Regions from separate parts of the Homo sapiens genome. Here region 1 is linked to region 2. The links are chromatin loops, found by intact Hi-C in ENCODE. Cell type or tissue: PC-3. All regions are shown on one strand.

The links. Peaks named below come from ENCODE experiments on the same cell type or tissue, not always from the same donor. Only the 100,000 strongest peaks of a DNase experiment are listed, where the experiment ranks them.
Region 1: it touches region 2 in a loop (4-fold over the local background); 11 of 110 quality-filtered maps call a loop at or near these places.

The regions. Positions count from the first base shown.
Region 1 is chr5:33,407,725-33,415,724 of GRCh38, reverse strand. It overlaps TARS1-DT (TARS1 divergent transcript), which reads left to right. Exons shown (of 3, transcript XR_001742630.2): 3 at 4,680-7,803. Among named protein-coding and RNA genes, the nearest start is that of TARS1-DT, 29 kb to the left of the region's middle. In PC-3, no CTCF peak of the experiment used is centred here; no DNase peak of the experiment used is centred here.
Region 2 is chr5:33,192,222-33,200,221 of GRCh38, reverse strand. No RefSeq gene overlaps it. Among named protein-coding and RNA genes, the nearest start is that of LINC02160, 34 kb to the left of the region's middle. In PC-3, no CTCF peak of the experiment used is centred here; a DNase peak (open chromatin) is centred at 4,411; H3K4me3 peaks cover 564 bases; H3K27ac peaks cover 892 bases.

The DNA of each region.
Region 1 (8,000 bases), 220 kb before region 2:
AATGTATCTTGTGAGGATAAAGGAAGACTATTCACTCTAGGACATTTGGAAATAGATTTTATATGAAATTATTTTAACATATCATTCATAATTCAACTGTCCATAAATAATCACTGTTACCATTTAATATATTTCCTTCCAGCCCTTATCCATGCAGGCATAAATCAGTGTGCATATATCAATGGGGTCATAGTAAGAATTTTAAGCAGAATTTAACTGGTTTATATTCTTTTTTTCTTCTTTTCTGTTTTTTTTTTTTTTTTTTTTTTTTTTTTTTTTTTTTTTGAGACAGAGTCTTGTTCTGTTGCCCAGGCTGGAGTGCAATGGAATGATCTTGGCTTACTACAACCTCTGCTTCCCAGGTTCAAGCAATTCTCCTGCCTCAGCCTCCTGAGTAGCTGGGATTACAGGTGCATGGCACCACGCCCGGCCAATTTTTGTATTTTTAGTAGAGACGGGGTTTCACCATGTTGGTCAGGCTGGTCTCAAACTCCTGACCTTGTGATCTGCCCGCCTCAGCCTCCCAAAGTGCTGGGATTACAGGCGTGAGCCACCGCACCCAGCCAACAGGTTTATATTCTTATCTGTACAGCTTCAACCTCCAATTGCAGCCTGCCAGCTCCACTCCCTAGTTATTTCTGGGAGTTCCTGGGATGTCCCAGATGAGTTCATAAACAGTTTTTCATGTACTTCTTTATTTCCCTTATTGCCTTCTTCTGCCCTTGTTTGTTGTTCATTGCTGTATCCCTTAGCATCTAGAAGAATGGCTGGCACAGAAAGCAACTGATACATATTAACTGCTGGGTGCATTTGCCCATGCCTATAATCCCAGCACTTTGGAAGGCCAAAGCAAGAGGATCACTTGAGGCCAGGAATTCAAGGCCAGCCTGGACAACAGAGTGAGATCCCATCTCTCCGAAAATATTTTAAAAATTAGCTGGGCATGGTGGCGCGCACCTTGCATATCAGCTATTCAGGAGGTGGAGGCGGAAAGATCGCTTGAGCCCAGGACTATAAGGCCGCAGTGAGCTATGATTGTACCATTGCACTCCAGCCTGGGTGACAGAGCAAGACCCTGTCTCTAATAAATAAATAAATAAACAAACAAACATTGAGGTTCTTAACAAATAAAAATTTAAAAAATACTTCCACAGTGTCCCAAGTGCTCGTGCTCTTTCAGGGGATGCTTTTGTCCCACAAAGGGTGCAGCGTCCTCATGCTCTTCCTAAAGTTCTCACTGGGATGGACCAATGCTTCACAAAGAGGTGTGAAGGCCCCACTTCCCAGCTCTGTGCTTTGTCTCTCAAAATAGCAATGCACTGTGTAGGCCCCCACACCTCACAGAGTTCCTTTGAAAACATTTTCTTTGGCTTCTGCCTGCAGTCCCCTCTGCACTGGACTCAGATCTGAGTCTATAGGGTTGGGAATCATATCTGAAACAGACATTATGCTGTCTCCTCCAGTTTTGTGTCTGTATTTCCTCCTCTCCAAATGTTTTCATACAAGTGAAATTTGATTACAAGAGGAAAAACAAATTACATAGTTGGTGCTCACTGAATATTTTTAAAAGGTGCGAACAGTGGATAAAACATTCCAATGACTCAGTGAGGTGTTTTGCTTGAGAAATGTCTGAGAAAGTGGGAGAAGGATAACCCTATCTCATTTACCTTGGAAATAATAGTTGTAGTAATAATACCAGATGTTTCAAGATCTTTTCTAGGTTTTGATGACATTTTTTTGTTTTAGGTTTTTAAATGTATTTTTGTTTGTTTGTTTTGGTATTGGATTAATTCAATTTCTTGGCTCATATAGTCACGTTCATTTTTTTGTGATTTATGTAATCTATTTACTGATGCTAGATTTATCCCTTGATACAGAAGGAAAATTTAACTTATGCAAGACAAAAGGAATCAAGTCCATTTTGATTTTCAAGGTTAATACTAAAGGGAGAAAAGTGATAAAAGTTTCCGTTTTAGAAGCACAACAATTTTTTCTGTTCCTAGGACTTTGAAGTGTGGTTTCATAATCTGAACCATAAAGTCGATGTGTTTCATGGACTGAAGACTTGGGGATGCCTTTCACCTTCAGCAAAGCTGCTCCCATGGGTCCTCTCTGGGCCAGTGGGGCACTTTGAATAGAGCAAAAGTGAGGACAGTACTCAGAAAAGAAAGTCATCTGGGATTCCTCAGAATGATTTTGAAAGCTATCCCAAATCGTCTTTTCCTTCTTTCCCAACATGAACTTAGTTCCTGGTTCATATCAGCCACTTTTCTGCTGCTCTGTGTCCTCTCATATTATTCCCAAGTTGGCATTAGGGCCATGGGAAAGATACCAGAATGGCCCTCCAGACCCTTTTCCTGAAGCTGCCTGTGCTCTTCAGAGCCTGGCTTCAGTCCCTCCTCTTCTTTGTTTCTGTCTCTAACTATTCCCACCCACCTCAAGTTTCCTTTCACTCTGAACACCTCCAGCACTCACAGTCTGTCTCACATTATTTGGCAGATAGCAAATATTTATTATTGGTCAAAGCCATTGCCTGGGAGTCAAGATATTTTTGTTTTAGTTCAAAGTCCATTTACTAAATGTTTTTAGGTTATATCGCCTTTTCGATTTGGGGGATCTTATTTTTTCATATAAAAATATAGGAGTAGGTAAGTTATCTCTAAGATGGCTTTTAGTTTAATTCCATTACCTCTGCTGCTCAAGTAGATTTGAATTGCACATAGGACTGTAACTGAGATTTCTACCTTCTTCATTCCTAACTGAAAGCTGGGTGCAAAGAAGAGCACAAAAAGTGAATACCTAGTGGCTGATTCAGATCCACAGAAAGTGCAAATATTTTAGTTTTTTATTCTCCTATGAATAGGAAATATAACGTCAAACATTTATTGCTATGTTTTAGACTCATTCTAAAATTAGCCCAAGGTTTCCTATATTTCCTACATCCAATGGAACTGTGTATTAGTCTGTTTTTACACTGCAGACAGAAGCATACCTGAGACTGGGAAGAAAAAGAGGTTTAATGGACTTACAGTTCCACAATTGGGAGGCTGGGGAGGCCTCACAATCATGGCAGAAGACAAGGAGGAACAAGTCATGTCTTACATGGATGGCAATAGGCAAAGAGAATATACCAGCAGGGGAAATGACAGATGATTATAAAACAATCAGATCTTGTGAGAACTCACTCACTATCATGAGAACAGTATGGGGGAAACCTCCCTTATGATCAATTATCTCCACCTGGCCCCACCCTTGGCACATGAGGATTATTACATTTCAAGGTGAGATTTCGGTGGGGACACAGAGCCAAATCATATCAAACTGTAAAATTAGAATTCGTGGTCAGAAGATGACTCTGAACTCCTGTTAAAATTTTAAGTATCTTTTTCTTCATTACAGAGGTTCTCAACTGGGGCAATTTTATTCCACAGGAGACATATGTGGCAATGACCAGACATTGTTTTGATTGTCACTACTGGGGAAGTATCACTGGCATCTAGAAGGTAGGGGCCAGGGATGTTGTTTAACATCCTGCAATGTATGGGACTGCACCCTACAACAAAGAATTATGTAGTTTAAAATATTAATAGTACCAGGCTTGAGAAATTCTACTATATAATAAGCCTATTGATGGTGGAGATTTTTGTCTTATTTGTATTTGTTTTCTAGAGATCAATGCTTGTTTCTCATGTTCTCCAAAACTGATCTAATCCTTTCAGCTTAACATTACTGTTAGGTACATTTTATGGAACTAAAATTATTTGAAAATTGATAATGTATGTAGAGCTTTTATTTTGTAATTTTTTAATAATTAGAATATTCAATTAACCAGAACAATCACCATTCTAACCAATAAGTTTCAGAATTAGAGCCTATAACACTATATAGTTTTCTGTACATTGAGCCTACAAAATGTTATTCATAAACAGTAATATAATCCCACCCTAATGGACTCTCTGAAATTGACATTTTCTTCTGAAGTCAAGTTTAATTATGATAAATAAGTTGTATGAATACCTGAAGCACATTTCCAGATGCGAAGATGAAAGAGTGATGATATACTGTTTCTCAGAAACTGAATTAGTGAGTGAAGAGAGAAGGAAAGGGGAGACATATGATGCTTACACAGTCACTGTTAATATTTTAACTTTCCAAACTTCAGCTTTGAGTATAGCATGGGTTTTTAAAATTTATTTAAAGATTTAATTTTTTTTCTTTTTCTTTTCTTTTTTTGAGACAGTCTTGCTCTGTTGCCCATGCTGGAGTGCAATGACACAATCTCTGCTCACTGCAACCTCCACCGCCTGGGTTCAAGCAATTCTCCTGTGTCAGCCTCCCAAGTAGGTAAAATTACAGGCGCATGCCACTATGCCCAGCTAATTTTTGTATTTTTAGTAGAGAGGAGGTTTCACCACATTGGCCAGGCTGGTCTTAAACTCCTGACCTCAAGTGATCCACCCATCTCGGCCTCCCAAAGTGCTAGGATTACAAGCATGAGCCACTGCACCCAGCCGAAGATTTCATTGTTATTTGCCAAAGATGGTATAGATATTTAAAAGCTGCCAGTTCCTAGATTGATTGATCCATTCAATCCGTCTATCATTCAGTCAAGGAACTAAACATGTATAGATTGCTCTCATGTACAATCTTTTTTATTTATTTATTTATTTATTTTTTAGCAGAGACTCACTGTGTCACTGAGGCCAGAGTGCAGTGGCGGAATCTAGACTTACCACAACCTCCACCTCCCAAGTTCAAGCAGTTTTCCTGCCTCAGCCTCCCAAATAGCTGGGATTACAGGTACGCACCACCATACTCGGCTAAGTTTTGTATTTTTTGTAGAGACAGGGTTTTGCCATGTTGCCCAGGCTGATCTCGAACTCCTGACCTCAAGTGATCTACCCACCTCGGCCTCTGAAAGCATTGGGATTACAGGTGTGAGCCACCGCACCCAGCCTCTCATGTACAATCTTCTATGATAGATAAAGACTAAGGAACAAGGATTCTGTTCTCTAGGAGCATACAGGCAAATGGGACAGATAAGACATATCTGTGTATATATCTAATACAAAAAATAATTTTTAAAAAGTTTATGCAAATAAGATGCAAATAAGTGTTCTTGTAGTTCAGAGGAGGAAAGGTAATTTCCAACTGGTGATTTTGGTGGGGGAAGATATGTTGGGGAGGAACTTTGGGATCAGAAAATATGAACACTATATACAGAGACATGAAATGTTCCTTTGGCCCAGTAGTCTTTGCTCTTCCTGACCAGTGTCAAAACCACTATTTACTGTGCATGGAACTTCTCAGAGCCTTTGATATGCTAAGTAAACTTCAAGAGAAGGAGATATTATGCAGCACATCTCAAACGTGTTAGTAAATGTATCACTTTATTTATTTGTCAGGATGTAAGTTCCACAGACCACATTTCAGAAAATGCTGTTTTACTCTATAGAAGTTGGGTGAATGTGGAAGACAGGCCTCTGGATAATTTTAAAATCACATTCAGGGAAGAGGAAGGGAGGTAACAATTTTCATGTGACTGAAATTGTGCTGCGTCCTGTACGTAACCACTTGCATGGGCCACCAAAAACTTCCAGCCCAAAGAAAGGGTTGGGTTTGAGACCAAGGATGAGCAGACTGTTGGGTGCCATGGGGGCTATGTGTTTCATGTCACAGATACACACCAAGAATCCATTTAGCTCCATGGTAACATGGAGACTGGCTGCCTCACTTAGCCGACTCATTTCCTCATATTAAACTTGAACAGTACATGAAAACCAGGTTCCAGGCATCCCCCCAACACCCCTCCTTTTTTTCCATTTTCAGGATTAGAAATTTGATCTTTGGAATTACGCTTTTTTTCTTTTTAAAATAAAACGATGGTGGCAGGTTTGGTATGGAATGCTTCTTTAATTGTAAATAATTGTTTCATATTTTGTCAATGGGGCCTACTTAGAATTGAAGGGTCCCTAGGTCAAAATGTGGAACCCATTCAGACAACATCAAAGCCTTCTATGTTCTCTCCAGAGGGCAGAGAGCAGATACATCTGCTTGATCCAACGCATACTTTTCTTGCAACCAACCAGTCGTTTATTGTTTTAGCACACACTGACAAGCAATGAGACAAGACAGGGACAGAGGAGGCAGCTTGCCAAGGGATAGGGCCCTGAGCATCTGTAAAGCAGCATTGCAAAATCACAGAACACTAAAGCTGAAGGGAACTTATTGATTCCCATAAAAGAATCAGCTTCCCTAGACAAGATGGGGGGAAACTGAGGCCAAGAAGGCCAAGTGACATACCTTAATTAATCAAGAAATAAAATCAGATTCTGGGCTCAGCATCTCAGTCCTAAATCAGTGTCCATTTTTCTGCATCACAAATTAGTACTCACAGTTTGGATTTCATTATGCAATACATTCTCTATCTACTCTTAGCTTTTTTACTTTTAGTTTGTTTGAGAGTAAATTGGGATTCCCAGCTATCCTTTACTCAGGCATGAGCCTTTGGAGGCTTCTAACTTGAAATAGATGGTTCTGGCATTTGGATGGAGTGGAACACAAACAGATTTGCAACAGAGATTCAATTTTGTTGGAAACTCACTGGGGTTGAAAAATGAAAGACGAAATTGCCAGATAGAAATGTGTTTGGGGTTTTAGTGAATCCAGAATGCTGAGAAAGAGTTGAAGAATTTGGACCAATCTCCTCATTGCTTGGCTTGCTCAGCCCTGCTCAGCACTACAGGAAAGTTTGGTGGAAAACACTGGAAAGAGGCTTTGTCTATAAATATCCCAGCAATAACCAGTCGACCAAAACAATCTTGGGCTCATGCTTTTATTCTCAATATATCCATGACACAATTAGCAAATGTTTACTAAGCAACTACTGTGTGCTAGGCAGTGGGGATACAATAGCTTTAGAGATGCTCTCTCTCCTAGCAGGTTGTCTTCTAGCATGGAATTTCCAGGGGCCTGGCATGGTGGTTTGTGCCTGTAATCCCAGCACTTCAGGAGGTTGAACGGGGAGGATTGCTTGAGCCCAGGAGTTCAAGAGTAGGTTGGGTAACATAGTAAGACCCTATCTCTACAAATAATATAAAATTAGCTGAGCATGGTGGCATAGGCCTATAGTCCCAACTACTCAGGAGGCTGAGGTGGGAGGATAGTTTCAGTCTGGGAGGTTGAGGCTGTGGTAAACTGTGATAGTGCCACTGCATTCCTGCCTGGGTAACAGTAAGACCCTGTCTCAAAAAAAAAAAAAAAAAAAAAAGAGGAACTTCCAGGGGACTTCTAGAAATCGTCCTTGACCTGCAGTTCAAGGACACTGCAGCAAATGTTCAGGTGCATCCTTCACTTGTGGAAGGGATCTTGAACTCAGCTCACAACTGAGGTTCAAACGTCAATACTCTGGTCTGGTGCACTGGGGTGCCAGGGGCAGGAGTTGGAAGTCAGAGATAAAGGATCCCCTGAGAGAACATCATCATGAGCGAAGACAGTAGGCCCAGTTGTTCAGATAGAACAATGTGATGATGGTCCGGATGTTGGAGAGAGTAGTGGTTTCAGTTTTGGTGTGAAACTACACTTGACCCAACCAATTCTCCCTCATTCCTCAAGAGTGCTTAGTCCTTTCCACCAGGTATTATGTTATTTAGACATCTCTTTCTCCAACTAGACTGTAAGCCTCTTAAAGGCAAGGTATATATTTTAAATAATAGTAACTTTTGTTGTTTTTTCTCTTACTTGAAAGGAAATGCACATTTATTATCAGACACTTAGAAAATAAAGATAAGCAAAATGAAGCAATACAATGTTTGGAAAATTTCCATACACCTTTCTGTTACTGATTTCTAAGTAAATTACATTGCAGCTAGAGAACGTAATTTGTATGAATTTAATATTTTCAAATTTATTGAGATTATTTTAAGGACAAAAATACAGTCTGTCTTGCTAACTAGTGTATGCGTAGTTATAAAGACTGTGTATTCTGCTGTTGTTGGGTG
Region 2 (8,000 bases):
CATATAAATGATTTATTAATTGGAATTTGAGTTATCTTGAAGAGAAGCCTACTGTTTAAAACCATTAGCATTTTCTCCCCTCAACCCATTTCATTGAAGGGGCATTCAGCAAGGTTGTAATTTACGCAATGACCCTGAATTTACTCTGTGCTTTGCTTTCTGTAAATGTTATATGTTATAATGTGGTAAGACAGAAGTAGCCAAGTTACATTAAGAAGGAATGTATCCTGAACAAATTAATTAGAGTAACAATTTTCCTTTTGAGGTTTCTTAGTCTCTTGGAGCTCTTAAGAGTATCTGTAAGGAGACTAGTCTATATTTAGTAATTACTGATTATTTAACATGAGATTTCAATAGATAATTTTCTCTTCATGACTTTTTCTTAGTCACTTCAAGGGATGATATGTTCTCTATAGATGTTTTTCGATAGTAATTTTATTTTTGTTCTCATCCAATAACTGAAATCATTTGAGCTTTCTTCTTATCCTGGACCCTTTTTTATATCACTTTAAGTGAAATGATAGGTAGGAGGGCAGTCATATTTGGAAAACAGAAAAAAAGCTAAGATTGAGCCATACACATAATTGTAAGGCAATATTTGTCTGTGTTTATCTGTTTATTGACCTGTGCAAAGATACAATTAAAAAGCTGTTTATTAAAATGTTTTTTAAATCAGCTTTAAATATGTCTGTGTGTTTAAATGTATTATTCTGTGAGTAGAAGAAAAACATTTTTCTCAACAGTTTTTAGATGTATTATCTCCCACTGAAGAAAGACATGGAAATATTGGAATTATGGACCACCACAACAAAAACCTGATAGTGTGTGGCTTCAACCTTGACTCAGTTCAGAATTTCAACTACTTTGGTTGTTTTTATTTGATCAAATAGATGCCCAGATCCAATGCATTTATGGATAGCATAAATGAGTTGACCTGATTTCCTTAGTCTGAGGAAACCTTTATCAGAAATAGTGATAACATCATGAACTGGAATGAGAAATAACATAAAACATTTAGCAGAAAGATTAAAATCGGAGAACTACACCACTGACAGTAAAGACATTTCAAGACTAGTTTTATTAACTACTTAGTGTAAATCAAAGACTACAGAATAATTGTGTAATTATTTCTCAGAGCTGCTGTGTTTATTTTCATACAAAACATAGAAAAATACCACGTAGACAAAATATTTCATTTTAGTCAGCGTATAATGGCAGCTTGACATTTTTTCCAAGGCAAACATGACTTCTAATCTTAGATAGCTCTTCCCCTTGGTGATAAGCATAACTTCCCACCTCATTCTAGTTGATTTTGTAAAACAAGCAAACAGTTTTTAAACTGCCCAGTAGTGACTCTAACACATGTACCCTATTCATCGGATTATTTTATAAATATTCTAAATTTATTAAAATGCTTTTCTATGAACTTATTCTATATACTGATAATTTCTAATGTGAAAAATCTCAAATTTTTGCCACTAAAGAGGAAATATTTTCTATGTTATTGTTTTAAGAAGTGCTTCCTCAAAACAATAGAATGCTGGTTACCAGAGGCTGGGAGGTGGGAGGAATGGGGATGATAATCAAAGGGTAAAAAGCCACAATTAGATAAAAAGAATGATTATGATTTTTTAGATCTATTGCACATAATGGTAAATATAGCTAATAATTGATTACTGTACATTTCAATATCTTGAGAGTAGATCTCAATCTTATGACAAAAAAATGCCAAATATTCCAGGTGATGGATAGGTTAATTAGCTTGATTTAATTATTTCATATTGCATTAAAAATAATAGCCTCACTTTGTACCCCATAAATATATACAATCATGGTTTGTCAATATATAATATAATAATACTAATAAGTGCTTTCTCAACTTTTTTGGCATATGGTAATAATATAGGTCATCAATTATCTATTACATTTATGATTGGGTTGTATTTAAACAGTGATTTGAATGAGTGTTAAATTTTGCCATTTTAAATGCAACCAGGGAAATAAGTACCATTTTGCAAATGATTTTTTTTTTTTTTTTTTTGAGACAGAGTCTCACTGTCTTGCCCAGGCTGGAGTGTAGTAGTGCGATCTCAGCTCACTGCAACTTCCACCTCCTAGGTTCAAGCAATTCTTCTGCCTCACTCAGCCTCCCGAGTAGCTGGGATTACAGCTGTGTGCCACCATGCTCGGCTAATCTTTGTATTTTTGGTAGAGATGAGGTTTCACCATGTTGGCCAGGCTAGTCTCAAACTCCTGACTTCAGGTGATTTACCCACCTCGACCTCCCAAAGTGCTGGGATTCTAGCTGTGAGCACCATGCCCAGCTGATTTTGTGAGGTTAGAACTCTTGCTATTTCAATGCTCACCACACAAGTGTTATACTGTTGAATATTTGCTTGTCTTATGACTATACACACGACATATACACAAGCAAAAATATGTAACTGATTTAAATTTTTGTGTTAAATAAAACAAGAAGGTATTTTGTCCACTCTTCTATGAATTATTTTTACTTAAATAAAATGAGTCAATACAAATAGAGATTCATTATGACTACAAAGTAACTAAATCAGTTTTAGAATTGTTCAATCTCATTATGTAACAGTCCCATTATGTATATATAAGTTAAATATAAATTTTAAAATTCCTAGAAAATTGTAATAAAAATTTACTAGTCAAGGAGCTAACATTCTCTACTATATTGAAGGAGTAACTTTGTTTTCAGATTCTATTGAATCTAAAATTCTTTCTATTAAAAGATATACCTGGCTGGATGCGGTGGCTCATGCCTGTAATCCCAGCACTTTGGGAGGCCAAGGCAGGCGGATCACGAGGTCAGGAGTTTGAGACTAGCCTGACCAACATGGTAAAACCCTGCCTCTACAAAAATTCAAAAATTAGCTGGACATGGTGGTGCACATCTGTAGTCCCAGCTGTTCAGGAGGCTGAGGCAGGAAAATCACTTGAACTGGGGAGATGGAGGTTGCAGTGAGCTGAGATCACGCCACTGCACTCCAGCTTAGGCAACAGAGTGAGACTCAGTCAAAAAAAAAAAAAAAACAACACCCAGAGATATACCTCATGTACTACCAAAAAAAATCTAATTAAACTGTAACATAATACTTTCTTATTGCTTCAGATTTTTATTTTATACTTGCCAAAAGAATTATTTTAGACTCATTTATATGTGGATTTTTAAATAATTACTTCTGAGCACTCAAGCAAAAAGAAAATTTAAACAGAATGCATTTATTATACTTGTCAAACATCTTTGCATTCAGAGTTCAATTCTTCTGAATCACTTTTAAACTCAAATTGTCAGTATCTGTTTTTCATACATATTATCTCTTCTATCATCAAGAACATTAGTGCTATAGCTGTTCCTAAAATATTAATCCAGTATTATCTGTAGTATTTTCTTTCAAGTCACTAATACTCATCCAATCTGCCAGTTTTGAAACTGGCATTTTCCTGTCTTCTAGAATATTTCAGTGAAAGGTTTTTTTTTTTTGACAATAACCAATCTTGATATTCCTTCCTCAAATTATAAAGTTGTAGACATTAATTAAGATCAAGGCATTGCAACTGTCTGGTCATGTGCAAGAATATAAACCTAGTTCACTCCTTCAGTGACAGCCCCAACATGACTGCTCCCTGGATAATAGAGAATATAAGATGCCACCTATTTAAGACAAGTCTTAAGTTCAGAAATGTTAAAATATAGAAAAATGTGTATTTTAGAATTAATGAAATGTGGCATTAACATTGTTAAATTTTTCTATAATTGCAATAATTTAAAAAGTTTTAACAAAACTTTATATGCCACATTATCACTATATTATCTGGAGCACCTTGTGTGAATCTTTGCTATATAAACAAGAAGCAGCTTAATTGCAAAACAACATCTGTATTTCCATATCCTTTTTATGAAAGGATATGGAACAGATGTTCACTGGGAACTGACAATCTATGGAGGCAAAGGGGAATAGTTCTAGGGATTCAGAGTCATTCAGGAATAGGAGTTTTTCCTTTATTATACTCCATGGAAAACACAGTGTCACAATTTCAGGTTAATGTCTGAAATGTTAGACATAGAATTCAGAATTGGATGGCAAGGAAGTTCATCAAGACATAAAACAAGTTGAAACCCAATCCAAGCAAAACAGTAAAACGATCCAAGAGTTAAAAGATGACATAACCATTTTAAGAATGAAGCAAACTGAAATTTCAAAGATGAGGAATTTACTACAGGAGTTTCAAAGTACAATTGGAAGCAAAAACAACAGAGTAGACCAAGCAGAGGAAAGAATCTGAGAGCTTGAAGACCGCTCCTTCAAAACAATACAGGCAAACAAAAATGAAAAGAATGTAAAGAAATGAACAAAACCTCCAAGCAATATGGGATTGTATAAAGAGACCAAATCTGTGACTCATTGCCATTCCTGAAAGAGGAGAAAGAGCAAACAACTTGGAAAACATATTTGAGAATATAGTTCATGAAAATTTTCCCAATTTGCTAGAGAGGTCAACATACAAATTCAAGAAATTCAGAGATCCCCTGTGTGATACTATACAAGACAACCATCCCCAAGATGTATAGTCATCAGATTCTTCAAGGTTATTGTGAAAGAAAAATGTTAAAGGCAGCTAGATGGAAGAGGCAGGTCGCTTACAAAGGGAGCTCCATCAGGCTAACATCAGATCTTCAGAAACCTTACAAGTCAGAAGAGATTGGGGGCCTATTTTCAGCATTCTTAAAGAAAAGAAATTCCAACCAAGAATTTCATATCTCACCAATGCTTCATAAGCAAAGGAAAATTAAATTCCTTTCAGATAAGCAAATGCTCAGGGAATATATTACCGCTAGATTTGCCTTACAAGCGGTCTTAAAGGGAGTACTAAACATGGAAATAAAAGAACAGTACTTGCCACCAAAAAACACTTGAATACATAGCCCATTGTCAATATAAAGTAACTGCACAATCAAGTCTACATAATAACCAGCTAACAACATGATGACAGAATCAAATCCTAACATATCAATATTGGCCTTGAATGTGAATGGGCTAAATGCCCCACTTAAAAGGCTAGGTACAAGCTGGATAAAGAACCATGACCCAATTGTCTGCTGTCTTCAAGAGACCCATCTCACCAGTAACTACACCTATAGACTCAAAGTAAAGGGATGGAGAAAGATCTATCATGCAAACAGAAAACAAAAAAGAGCAAGAGTTGCTATTTTTGTATTAGATAAAAAAGACTTTAAAACAAGAGTGATCAGAAAGGACAAAGAAAGACATTGCATAATGATAAAGGATTCAATCCTAAAGAAGAGCTAACTATCCTAAATATGTAGGCACCCAATACTGAGGCACCCAGATTCATAAAACAAGTTCTTAGAGATCTGTGAAGAGATTTAGACAACCGCACAATACTTTTAAATATTTAAGTACTAGAGTTTTCCACATTAACAGGAATTTTTAACAATTCTGAAATGATTTAGCAGTGGAATTGGTTACAACCTTATGTTCACCATTCTGTTTTAGGGATTGATTGAAAAATCTCAGATAGTCAACAGATACTGAATTTCTCAGCATACTTAATTTCTTGTTTTGGAACCATTTCTTGATTTGTACATAACATCTTAATCTTATGATGCATCCTTTTGAATCAGCAATCAAATGTCCCCTGAGCTGGACTTTGGTTTCAGTGACCTCTGCGAAGGCAATCACAGCATATATAACACGTTGGATATAGCTGTTTAAAAATTACTATCTCTTTGGTTGTTGAAATTTCTTTCACATTGATTCTTCACCTTGTTTTTCCTTTGACATTGTACCTCTCTCAGTGGGCCCCCAAGTGTTCCTCACATAGGACATTGCTACAACTGGCTCAAAAACAAACAAACAAACAAATAAAAAAAACCTTTGTTTTTAGACTGGCTTTCAAATAAGAATTCCCTATAGAGAGATTTTTAGACTCTTTCCTCTCCTCTCTCACCTTCCCAGCTCTTGCTGATATGACACTAAGATTGTGTATCCTTGGAGTGGCATTCAGATCATGAGGAATTAATGAGTATTTGGGACCCAGATTTATTAAATTAGACCAGAATTCAAATAATAAAAGTTTCTCAACATAATTCATTGAAATCTTTATAATTATGTGCTACTCTACTCCTTACAAAAGAAAAAAAAATAGCCAAACCTGTGTTAGTCAGTTCTAGTAATTCTTGTCCATTTAACAATCTCTAAAACCACAGTAGTATATCACAATAAAATCTTATTTATTGCTTATATACATCCTTGCAGTCTGCGAGGTCCTTGTTCCATGCCTTCCAGAAGCCAAGTTCCTTCCATTTGTGTAGCTTTATCTGTTTCTCATTTCTTGGAGTCCTCTTCATTCAGGATTAGGGAATTACATGAGATACAATTTTATAAGCTGGGCCTGGAACTGTGCACATCTCTTTTCTTCACATTCCATTGAACTAAACTCAGTCATCTGGTTACACCTAACTGCAATGGAGACTGGAAAATGTATTCTAGCCTTATACCCAGGAATAAGAGAAGAATATGGATAATTATGAGCACCAGCTCTCTCTGTCTCAGTAAATTTTGAGTAGGCTATTTAGCAGTACTCCAGATATACCCTCCAAATTTGTTGAAAATGTTCAAACAAAATATGTTATTCAAATACAGGTATAGATGAATAAATATGAATGTATTATAGATTCAATCTTGTTGATTGAAGCTTTATTTAATATCTGAGAAAATTAGAATTAAAATGATAATCTATCACTGAAATTATCAAGAGAAAATATATAGAGAGGATTTCACATAATAAATGCATCACTTTAAGGGAATACATGATTTTGTTCAATATGTAGTTCCATGTTTAAAGATTCTTTAAGGGGTTATAGAATTTAACAACAGATTTAAGAGAAACAAGGGGCGTGGTTTTAAAAATCAACTTTTGATTATTCAAGATCTGATTACCTGTTTAGTGTATTCCAGAATACTCAATTTTCATCATATTTGTTCTAATACCTCCAGTAGCTATTTTATGAATTATATATGTCTCCCCTGGAAAAGAGAAAGGACAGAAAATTCAAACATTTAATATAGTTACAAAGGAGTTTTAGAAATTGCCAGTCTCTGAAATGGTGTTTGTTAAGATTATCCTACTGTCCATGGCAATGATCAGTATTAGCCCTAGTTTTCAGTACCCTAGTGTCAATGAGGTATGAGTGAAGGCCAAAAGCAGATGTTGTCCTGAAGACCATGTCTTGTCATACATCATGACAGACTTGATTTTCTCAGTCATTAGTTCAAGGGAGCAGGGTTAAACAATTTAGTTTTACATTAAGACAAGCTTTTGGCGTACACTGCACTCTTACTTGCTTCTTAGGAATCAGGAATGTTCTCTGTTCATCAGTTCTCATTTATCTTTTGTTTCTCTTTCTCATTGTTCTTGCTTTCAAGTGATAGGATAGAGGTTAAATATTAGTGAGGACAGAGATAGACATATCATTCTTTAAATATTTGTTTTTGAATGGCGATCATTAAAAAGTCAAGAAACAACAGGTGCTGGAGAGGATGTGGAGAAATAGGAACACTTTTACACTGTTTGTGGGACTGTAAATAGTTCAACCATTGTGGAAGTTGGTGTGGCGATTCCTCAGGGATATAGAACTAGAAATACCATTTGACCCAGCCATCCCATTACTGGGTATATACCCAAAGGATTATAAATCATGCTGCTATAAAGACACATGCACACGTATGTTTATTGTGGCACTATTCACAATAGCAAAGACTTGGAACCAACCCAAATGTCCCACAATGATAGACTGGACTAAGAAAATGTGGCACATATACACCATGGAATACTATGCAGCCATAAAAAATGATGAGTTCATGTCCTTTGTAGGGACATAGATGAAGCTGGAAACCATCATTCTCAGCAAACTATCGCAAGGACAAAAAACCAAACACTGCATATTC